2 separate regions of the Mus musculus genome follow, and region 1 is linked to region 2. Evidence: chromatin loops called from intact Hi-C (ENCODE). Cell type or tissue: gastrocnemius. All regions are shown on one strand. Each heading gives the region's core, and the rest is flanking DNA. Links, peaks and the distances in the headings are about the cores only. Region 1 holds the start of Gm51935 (a long non-coding RNA gene). Region 2 overlaps Gal3st1 (galactose-3-O-sulfotransferase 1).

Region 1 (5,374 bases), core at 247-5,246, 82 kb before region 2:
TTTTTTTAAACTACATGCTACAGGAGAGTCTTTTGCAACCAACTACAGTGGCAATAATAAAATAAAATGGTGACAATCACATACACAATCACATAAGAGCTATTCAAGACTTACACACTACTTATCTCTGGAATTATCTACTTAATACATAGACAGCAACTTGTTACAGGTAGCTGCTGCATAGAAAGGAAGACCAACAGTGAGGCTGCTGACGGCAGATATACATAATCTCAATAGGGGTGAGGAGATGGCTCAGGGGCTAGAAGCATTTGGAGTCCTGGAGGCCCTATAGATTGTCCTGAGATTCACCAGCGACCCTTAACATTGTACCATGCGAGAGAGGTTGTGTCAGCCAAGGGTAATGGCTTCTCACTCTAATAGAGGAAAATCAAGGGACAGCTTGAGGAAGGGTCATGAGACAGAATTGGTTACCCAGGCATGGTGGTATATACCTTTATCTGAACACTTGGGAGGCAGAGACAGGTGGATCTCTGTGAGCTCAGGGCCAACCTGGTCTACACAGTCTAGGCTAGCCAGGGCTACATAATGAGATCCCATCTCAAACAAAAACAAAACAAAACAGCAAACAAATGAGTCTCTAGAATTCTACTAACCTCAGCTTCTCCAGATTGGTACAACTGGTGACAATCTCAGGGCCACCTGTCATGGCATCAACGCTTGATAGAAGAGGACGGTTCTTAGGAATGGCTTTTCTGGGTTTGAGGATTGCTCAACACTTCCAACACTCTCTGGGCTGAAATCTGCCTGGGCCTCTTTGTGAAGGCTGAGCTTTCCCAGTGGCTTGCTGCTCTTGACTTCTCCATTCTAATCCCTCATTTCCGGCATTGATGATAACAGCTAATGAAAATGTGGGTTCGAATCATAGCACTCCCACCTCCACTTGCAGCTGAAGAACTCTGACCTTCAGTGGCTTCTAGTGAAAGAACCTAGTGGGGAAACCCCCACTCAACTCTCGACTAGGCGTGCACCCAAGAATCACGAACAGAACGCCTTGATGTAAATACACGCGGTAGTTTAATGACGGAGCTCTGGACCGACATGCATCTCACACAGGAGATAACAGATGTCAGCCTCGAGGCTCAAAAGTTAGGGGTTTTTATGGAAGAAAAAGGGATAGGGGTGCGAGGAATTTCAACAAAGGTATGGGATTGGCTCATTCAAACATTAACAGAAAGATTACATGTCAGCAAAAGGGCATCAGGACCTTGTTCCTGTGGGCTGGGGGCTTATCTTTGTTCACATAGCAACCAGTTGATGTATGACTTTACCCGGCGTCAAGGGGCAGTAGACAGAGGGGAGGTTCTGGCCAGATGGTGTTGACTCAGACAAGATAGCCCTGCTTGGGTCCTTGCATTCCTTCACTAGAAGCCTTGGGATATAGCTGTCAATGAGGCGGGTCCGTCCCTCCCTGGCCTCTGGCTGGAGGACAATGTCTTTTTAGTGTTCTATGGGAAAGGCCCCAGGGAGGTTGCTCCTGCATCAAGGGATGAGCACTCTGATCATTTGGGCTTTTAGTGCCCATAGTGATTACCATCTCCTACACACACACACACACACACACACACACACACACACACACAAGCTCTACTCCCGAAGGTTACTTCTTACCCTGCCCTTTTCAGTCTTTGCTTCTCAGCACCAAGACTGAGCGTCTCTTTCCAATTACATCCTTTCCCCCATGACATTCTGCCTTCCTCCAGGCTCACAGTGCCGGATGCCAACCACAACCTAAAACTTCAGAAACCATGAAAGCCAATTGTCCCTCCCTCAGGTTATGAAAGGCATTTTTGTCACCACAATAGAAGGTTGACATGGCTGTTTGACAGCTCATTAATCCCTGAAAAACCAGCAGCTGGCTCTGGATCCAGTTCCTACCAGCCAGCTTTGCTCCACAGGCAAGAAGCTGGGCAAATAGATCTCAGATGGGCTGCCTACTCTTTTTCGAAGATGCCCTTTGCCCTAGCGGTTCCGTGAACCCTCTGCTAGGGACGGAGGAACACAACTGTTCCTAGGCAGTCTCAGGTTTAAGGGACAGCCCCACAGCCTGGCCTGAGTCCACATAGTAGACACAGGCCTTGCTATACACGGGGCTGTCCCCCTGTGGAGAGGGCCTCATTTCCACAGTCAAGACTTAGAAAGACTGAGTGATCAGGTATCACTATTGCAAAACTCTGCTGGGTGGGAAGGGCTCCTCAGACCCCACCATTTCACCCACAGTAGGTGATGATGTTGGTGTCACCAGGAGCAGATTCTGTCATCAGTGTCAGTGAGCTGGGTGGCTTTCTAGTGTAAGAGACAAGGCTAGTTGAAGCTTGGAGAAACAGGAAGTCTAACCCTCCAGACAGGGAGGAGTCTGGCTGATACAGCCCAGGTGGGAGTTTGCCTCTCTGGTAGAACCTACATTGTGAGGGCTCAGGCCAGGGTCAGTCACACCTGACTTGTGGCTTTAGGCAGAGCAGAGCAGAGGGGCTAAGGTCTGCCTGCCTCATATCCTTGCTCCCAACTCTCAGAAAGTGTGGCCTTCTGCCCATCACCTTTTCCTGAAGATGCCTTGGGTCCACTCTAGCCCCCGCTGGCCTCTGTTGGTGTGGGACTTACCCTCGTCTGCTGTACCAGTTCCTTTGGGAGGGGAACCTTCTAGAGATATTTCATATGAGCCTCAAGGAGCTCAAAAAGCCCTTGTGCCTTTTTGTCTTAGAACAAGCAGTCTGGCATTTGGGTTCCCAGGCAAGTCCTGGTTAGTTTTAGGGAACACTCAAAATAGCCACTAGGGGGCAGCATATCCTAACATGTGCTTGTCAGCTGGTTCAACTGCTCATAGTGACCAGTCTCTTAGCGAACTGCTCCTGAGTTGTCATTGCAGGCACAAGCTCCCAAGGCCACCCCCATGCCACCACTTGGCTTGTGGCACTCTTCAGTCAGGGCAGAACGAACCCCATAGGCTGTGTGGCTTTGGACAAGTCATTTAATGCTCCTGAGCCTTTGTCCCCTCGGTGTGAAATTCCTAATTATCTGAAGCAACCAAAAAGATCACAGGAGAATGGCTGGAAAGATGTTCATCTGGGTGGCGACTCCACTGCTGCTGGCTCCCACTAGTGTAACAAAAGGTATCCACTTTAAAATGACTGAGTTGTCTCGCCTGATGGTTGATCCAGGTGTAAGACTTGCTAGTCTTAGCAAAGCATTGAGGGATTCCATCTGTAAGGATTTTCTGAGCCACACATGCTATCTCAGGCCTGCAGTCCCACTTCTTAAGAGGCTCTGGGAGGAAGAATGTGAGTTTGAGGTCCATCCTGGGCTGCAGAGCAAGACCTTGTCCTCCTTTGCACCTTAATGAAAAAATGTTTGTGTGACCTCAGAAGTGTGTGTGTGTGTGTGTGTGTGTGTGTGTGTGACCATACCCTCACAAATGTGTAGGAGGTCCCTTTTCTGCTCTGTGCCTAAAGGAAGAGTCTTCTGACCAGATCTTGTGGGGCTGAATCTTCCCAAGTCCTCCTTTGGTAGACACGTTCCTTGACTTCTGATGGCCCCTCAGAGCCACCGTCCTTGGAGTCTTATCTCTCCCCATGACACACCATGTCCACATAATTGCTTCTCCCAGCTTGCAGCATTCTCTGGATGCCCCCATCACAGTGGTGAACCAGGGTAGGTCTGTGATCTCTGTGATCTGTGTACTCAGGAAACTGAGGCAGGAGGATGGTGTGTTCCAGGTCAGCCTATGCTACACACTGAGACTTGGAAAGAGACGAGGTAGAGATGAGTCCTCATTATAGTTTCCTGTGCTGAGTGCCCCAAGAACAGAATGTCAAGTGTGCAGTAATGTAATGAAAGACTAGAACTACTAACAAGTAGAAGTGGGGAATGAAAAAGTAAAACGTAAAAACAAAATTCTAGGCCTTTAGGCCCAGGCGTGGAAATGTGACCTTTGTGACTCAATGCTCCAAGGTATGCTAATCATAAAACAGATGGCGAGATCCCTCCACCCACACGTTTCCTGGGTTCAAAGAGTGTTAATTCAAAGTATGTGCTATTGTTAGGGGCTCTTAGAAACTGTCTTAAGAGATAACCTGAACAATGTGACTTTGCACTTCCTTGTGACTCTTAACTGGTATCTTTGGTATCTTCCAACAATGCCCTCCCCACTTCCTTGAGTTGTGGTTTCTTCCTTTAAATACCCCCTTATCCAGCTACTCGGGGCGCCACGGTCCTCTACCCCTGAGTGGTGTATGACCGTGGGCCCGAGAGCGCTCTTGAATAAAAATCCTCTTGCAGTTTGCAGCAAAACCATTTCTTGTGGGTGATTTTGGGGTGTCGCCTCTCCTGAGTCAGAACGTGGGGGAGTCCTCACGTTGTGGGTCTTTCAGTAACAGTATCACACTGACCGTAAATGTCTTCAATAGTTTGAGATCAACCTGGTGTACATTGTGAGTTCCAGGACAGCTAGAGCTATATAAAGAGACACTGTCTCAGACCGTAAATAAAACAATACCAACCAATTAACCAAATCAAATGTTTCCAGGAAATGTCATGATGGTGACAAGCCCAAAGCTTTGCCACTGTGAGCTATTTTGCAGGAATGAAGACATTCTAGAGTCATTCTAGAGAAGCGGTTCTCAACATGTGGGTCACAACCCCGCTGGGGGTCAAATGACCCTTTAACAGGGATCACCCAAGACCACGGGAGAGCAGACATATTTACAATTCAAAACAGAAGCAAAATTACAGCTATGGATTGCCAATGAAAATGATTTTATGGTTCAACCTGAGGAACTAGAGTAAGGTGTTGCAGCATTCAGAGGGCTGAGAACCACTGCTCCACAGGTGCAACCTCCCTCTGGCTGTCAGGATGCTAAAACAATGGTTCTTCCTTGGGTGTCTCGAGCTGGAGCAGGAAAGAGCTGAAGCCTGGAGCACTCAGAGGGACAGACTCCATAAGCTGTGTGACTTTGAACAACTCACCTAACTCCTTGAGTCTTGGTTTCCAGGTCTCGACCCATCCAGGAGCACAAGGTGACCCAAGACACGGAGTGTTGTGTCGATGACTTCTTGCTCAGAGGTGTGGGCGAGGAGCTATGGGGGCACCCCAGGCTCTGCTGGGGAGTTTCTTCATGTCACTCTGCTTTCCTGCTGGGGCTCTTTTGAGGTCACCTCAGGAAATGGGTGTTGGAGACACTGGTTTACCAAACGAAATAAGGAGGCCAAGCCCTGCCTGTTTCTAGAGGATATCTTAGAAATGCGCTCTGAATGTTGCATGGAGTATAGTTGTGTAGCCCAGGCTGGCCCCAAACTGCCTATGTAGCCAAAGATGACCTTGAGCTCTTGATTTTTCCTGTCCCCACCTCCCAAGTGTCAG
Region 2 (5,374 bases), core at 318-5,317:
CAGTAAAGAACATCCCTCTATGGCCTCTGCATCAGCTCCTGCTTCCTGACCTGCTAGAGTTCCAGTCCTGACTTCCTTAGTGATGAACAGCAGTGTGGAAGTGTAAGCTGAATAAACCCTTTCCTCCTCAGCTTGCATCTTGGTCATGATGTTTGTGCAGGAATAGAAACCCTGACTAAGACAAATTGGTACCAGCATAGTGGGGTATTCCTGTGACAACCTGACCACGAAGGACTTTGGAACTTTGGGCTAGAAGACCTATTCGGTGTTGAGAACTCTGTGAGATATTGTGTAGGAGCTTGGAAGATAATGTTGAGAACAGTGCAGAAAAATGGAGGCCTGGCTTGTGAAATTTCAGAGGGAAAATTAAAGACTCTTTTCAGGGCCATTGCTATTTTGGATTGTGAAGATTCTGTGGTTCTGGTTAGCTGGGGCTGAAGAATCAGCTGTGATTAACAAGATACCAGAACTACTAAAGTAAAACCTTTGCATTACTGGGACTATTGATGCTGGTTAGCTGGAGCTAAGAAATTAGCGGTGATTAAGAAGAGACCAGCATCACTGAGGTGAAATCTTCTGGGAAGTATTTTCTGAGAGCACAGAGGCAGTGTTCCAGAGATAACCAAGGTTGAACCTTGTGCTGTGGATGGACTTAATAAAGTGTAAGAGTTACCCAGGTGGTACTGGTTTTGAAGGCATGAAGGGGTCACGCAGAGCAGCTGAGGCTCGGCACTGTGAGAGGCCATGGAAGGCCATTGGTGAAGGTGCAGCCTCAGTTGCAATTGATGGCCCAGGACTGAAGGGGTCATACAGTGTTTTGGAGATGCCAGTACAATGAGATGACCACCAAGAGCAGCAGCAGTGGAGTACAGGCGGCTGGAACCTAGAAGACAAGGTGTGTGCTACAAAGGGCATGGCTGGAGAAGTGACCCAAGCCCTTGGGGGAGCCCAGAAGATCGTGAGTTAGATCCCAGACATTGGACGGTTGGAGATTGATTTTTGCTTTTGATTGTGACTGTGCCCTGATATATTTTCCTCTTGAAGGAAGTTTTTTAGTGAAGCCCACAGTTAAGAGACTTTGAATTTTAAAGTACTTTGAATTTTAAAAAATACTGGATATTTTAAAAGGATTGAATTTTTTTTTTTTTTAGAACATCTGAATTTTTTAATCCTTCTTTACAGGTTACCTAGACCACTTTTGATTAAGAAAACTGTAGAAAGTTAGTAACTGCCACAAGTGGACGCCAGTTGGTGGCATGTGTCAACTTCCACAGAGTCCTGCTTTGCGGGGTGTCTGAATGCACTGCTCGGGGTCTCTGCTCAAACTTGCTGGAATCACTCCTGGCAGATTTTAGTCCACAGGTCGCTTTTCCCCATATTTCTTTGTAAACTCTTCCACATTCTTACAGAATTTTTTACGGTTTAGAGTATTCTTCAGCTAGGCCAGCCCGGAGTGGGTGCTCAGGCTGGGGGTCATTCGCCAGTGCTGTGAGGGACTGGATTACTTGGTCAGTCTTGGTGGCTGGCTTCCAGTTTTCAGCACTAATGACTGGCAGACAGACCTGCCCCTTCTCATCAATGTTAGGGTGGTAGATCTTTGTTTTAAATGTGATCTTGGGTGGTTTGAATGGATACTCTGCTGGAAAGTTGATTTCAATTCTGAAGGCTCCCTTATCATATAGAGGGTTGTCCTTCATCAGCCTCCTGCTGGTCGCCATCTTGGATCTGGTGCTGCTGCTTGCCCCAGGACTGAACTTTTAATATGTAAAGACTGTGGGACTTTTAAAGTTATTTAAGATCTTGGGGATGAATAAGAACTAAGGGTTGAGGCTTACTAGTGATGTATTTGTGTGTCAAGTTGACAAGGGGTCAATTGTACTGGCTAGTTTTGTGTCAACTTGACACAGCTGGAGTTACCACAGAGAAAGGAGCTTCAGTTGAGGAAATGCCTCTATGAGAACCAACTGTAAGGCATTGTCTCAATTAGTGATCAAGGGGGAAAGGCCCCTTGTGGGTGGGACCATCTCTGGGCTAGCAGTCTTAGGATCTATAAGAGAGCAGGCTAAGCAAGCCAGTAAAGAACATCCCTCCATGGCCTCTGCATCAGCTCCTGCTTTCTGACCTGCTTGAGTTCCAGTCCTGACTTCCTTAGTGATGAACAGCAGTATGGAAGTGTAAGCTGAATAAATCCTTTCCTCCCCAACTTGCTTCTTGGTCATGATGTTTGTGCAGGAGTAGAAATCGTGACTAAGACAGTGACATACACAAGATCAGGTCAACTTGCCTGGTTACTACAAGTGTGCGCTGGCTGGCCTGCACAGCTAAGGCTGGTACAGCTGGAGAAAACCAACCGCAATACCTTGCGCCCTCTGCTGTCAGGGAGTGGCAAAAGCACCCAGGAGCCCGCAGAGCCATTTTGCAAATGCTTAGGGGCTTGGACCTCTCCTGTTGTTCAGAGAAGTCAGTTCTCAGGCTGTGGATTTCCCTGCTTTTGCAAAAGATGGATCTAGATTTCCAAGCTCTTTCCTCTCTTCCATCCTTTCTCTGTGACCCTAACATAGTTTCTCAGCCTCTCTGAGTCTCCATCACTGCCTTGGGGAAGAAGCCAGGATCACTCATGTTCCAACACTGCTCATGGTCCAGCAACCAGTCATTCAAATATTAATTACAATAATAAATGTATGAATAACAGCAAAGCCCTTAGGACTAGCAGACAGTAAGTGCTGAGGGAGAGAATCATATTTCTGCTCTCTGCCAAGTTCTCCTTGGATCTTTAAAGGTTCAAACATGTCAATCACAATAATAGTTAATAATATAGTAACATACTAATAATTAATTGGCATTTCTAGGCTGTTTGAGGCCCAAAGAGATATAATTATGAGGTTTCTTAATCCAAGGATACCATCATATTCACACCATAATAGCTCTGTGATTAACAGAAGCAGAGAAAATTAGCATATAGATTCAGGGTGAGATAAACTTCCCTATGAATAATTCTTTCATCAATTAAAAAAAAAAGATTGTGTGCTCAAGTGCACACATGTGGATGCCTACAGAGGTCAGGAGAGGGTGTGGGATCCTGAATTGACAGTTATAGGAGATTGTGGGTAACCACCTGAGGCAGGTTCTGGAAGAGCAGGGGGTGCACTTGACCGCCTCTCCAGCCTCCAGTCCCTGCCATGTTTACTGTTTTCCCTTTATAGTTTAAACCCTGGCTGCATAGGTGGGGACGACAGAGAACAGTATAACTTTACAAAGCCATGAAAGTGTAGGTGGTGGTTCCAGTGGGCTGGGGAGTCCAGGCCTTGTGTGGAAGGTGAAGAGATCTGGGATAGGGAATGTCCATGAGTAAATCAAGAACAATTTTGCAGCACACGGTGGTGGACACCTTTAACCCCATCCCTAGGAAGGCAGGGGTAGGTAGATCTCTGAGTTCAAGGCCAACCAGGGCTTCATAATGAGACTGTCTTAAAACAAACGTGCTCAGCCAGGATGATATCAATATCCACTGAGCAGCTGGCCTCCCTAACTTCTCCCCACATGGCTTGGGCCTGATGTTTAATCCCAAGAGACAGAATTAATCCAGACCCAGTGAGGGTTTAGGATCTGACAGCTCCCAGGCTGGCATCAGAGTTCCGGCATTGGCGCTTAATCACTTATGACTGTGGGTAACTAAGTTCACCTTCTGAATTTTGGTTTATAAAGTCAGGGAGTTGTTAGGCATTTGGGTTTGGGATATCGACACTTAGATTGAACTCGGCACAAGGAGAGTCCACAATTGTTACTTAGCTATGACTAGGGCTACTTTGCTCCTAGCTGGAAGTCTGGGACTTTTGTGTCCCTCAAAGGGTCCTGTTATCTGGGGGGCACCAGGTGCAGGGAGTCACAACTAATTCTTTACCCAGGTGACAGCTCACCATGCTCAACTGACTTGGCAGCCATCTGTATCTCTGGACACAACTCACGAAAGGATCCAGACAAATTTGGGCTGTTGGGTAGATGCTGGGGTATCTTTGAGATTCAAGAGCTGTGTGAAGCAGGTCTGGGTGTCAGTGAGTGACCCAGTGGGGACAGAAGCTGCTAGTTGGGACTAGAAAGGGGCCATTGGGTACAGGGTGAAATGGGTACTCAATATGGAAAAGTATGGGGGGGGTCCTTAGCTCATGGTCCTGAATTTGATGTGATCCTCCCCCAGCATGTCCCTCCCCCAGCAAGTCCCTTAGGAGTCAGATACCACATCTAGAAAGGGACACTAATTGTGTCTGCCTCCAAGAGTTACTGTAGTCACTTGAGAACTTGTGCGATCCAGGGCCTGCAGCTCCGCACCCCATGGAATGCTGCTCCCAGCCTCCCGGTCATGTGTACACATGCACACTTCACACACACATTTGTTTCTAATCTCTGCTCTAACCTGGTCGCCACAGCTGCCAAACAGCTCCATCAGTTCTTTATAGCCTGAGCAGTAAAACGGCTCCCTCCCTGATTTGGTCACATGAGGTCATTAAAATCCCTATTCCACTAAACCTTTGTGCTGAAATCCTATTCTCATAGCACTCATCCAAGAAGGAGGAACACAACCAGCACTCAGCCTCACATATGATCTTCCATGTTTTGGCAGCTTGTGGAAGTCTCTGAGCCACACACGACTTCAGCAAGTAACAAACACACCAGGCCCCTGCCCTCTGCTGCACTCCAGTCTATAGACGCCCTTCCAAAGGTCCCATCCCAGACACCCTCCAATCACCACAGTGAGACCGATTAACAACAACAAAAAAAAAAAAACAAAAAAAAAAAACAAAAAACAAAAAACAAACAAAAAAAAAACACACACACACATAAAATTTCTTTACTTCTGCGTCTCCCCTTGTAAGAGGAGGCTGGAAATAAAGGGGATTTAATAAAAAAAAAATGGCATAATTAGTTAAATACCTCTCCGTTAGGCTCTCTCCTGCAGAGAGACTAGTCCCAGACAGCTATGACCCTAGGGACCCCAGGGTGGCACTAGGTGTGGCTAGGGAAGGCTAGGTGCCAGAGGCTCCCTGCCCGGCCTTGCTGCATCAGGAAGCCAAACAGGAGGTGGGCAGGATACATCACCACCTTAGAAAGTCCCTAAGGAACTTCCAGAGCTTGGTGACCCAGAGATTGGCACCGAGGTCAGACAGGTACTGGATTTCGGGCGTGAGCATGCGCCGGCAGAGCTGCTCGTGTTGTGGCCCGATGCTCTTCTTGAGGTTGTAACCCAGGATGGACTTGATGCCCAGGGGTTGCCAGGGCTGCATGGCCGAGTCCTGGATGGCCTCAGCACCAACTGCTTGGCCGCCATCTATGCAGATGTGGCGCATGTGCTCGTTCGCTTGGCGCAGCTCGGCTACCT

Evidence for each region. Peaks named below come from ENCODE experiments on the same cell type or tissue, not always from the same donor. Only the 100,000 strongest peaks of a DNase experiment are listed, where the experiment ranks them.
Region 1: a loop joins it to region 2, with 16 times the contacts of the local background. A loop is called at or near these places in 34 of 42 quality-filtered maps.

Annotation. Positions count from the first base shown.
Region 1 is chr11:4,080,982-4,086,355 of GRCm38, reverse strand. It overlaps Gm51935 (a long non-coding RNA gene), which reads right to left and starts at 923. Exons shown (of 3, transcript XR_003949843.1): 1 at 615-923. In gastrocnemius, for the core only: a CTCF peak has its summit at 2,786 (motif pointing right); a DNase peak (open chromatin) is centred at 2,807.
Region 2 is chr11:3,998,783-4,004,156 of GRCm38, reverse strand. Gal3st1 (galactose-3-O-sulfotransferase 1) reads right to left here. Exons shown (of 4, transcript NM_016922.3): 4 at 4,829-5,374. The coding sequence ends at 5,091. It also overlaps the pseudogene Gm11954. Among named protein-coding and RNA genes, the nearest start is that of Gm46265, 16 kb to the right of the region's middle. In gastrocnemius, for the core only: a CTCF peak has its summit at 2,374 (motif pointing left); a DNase peak (open chromatin) is centred at 2,370; H3K4me3 peaks cover 12 bases.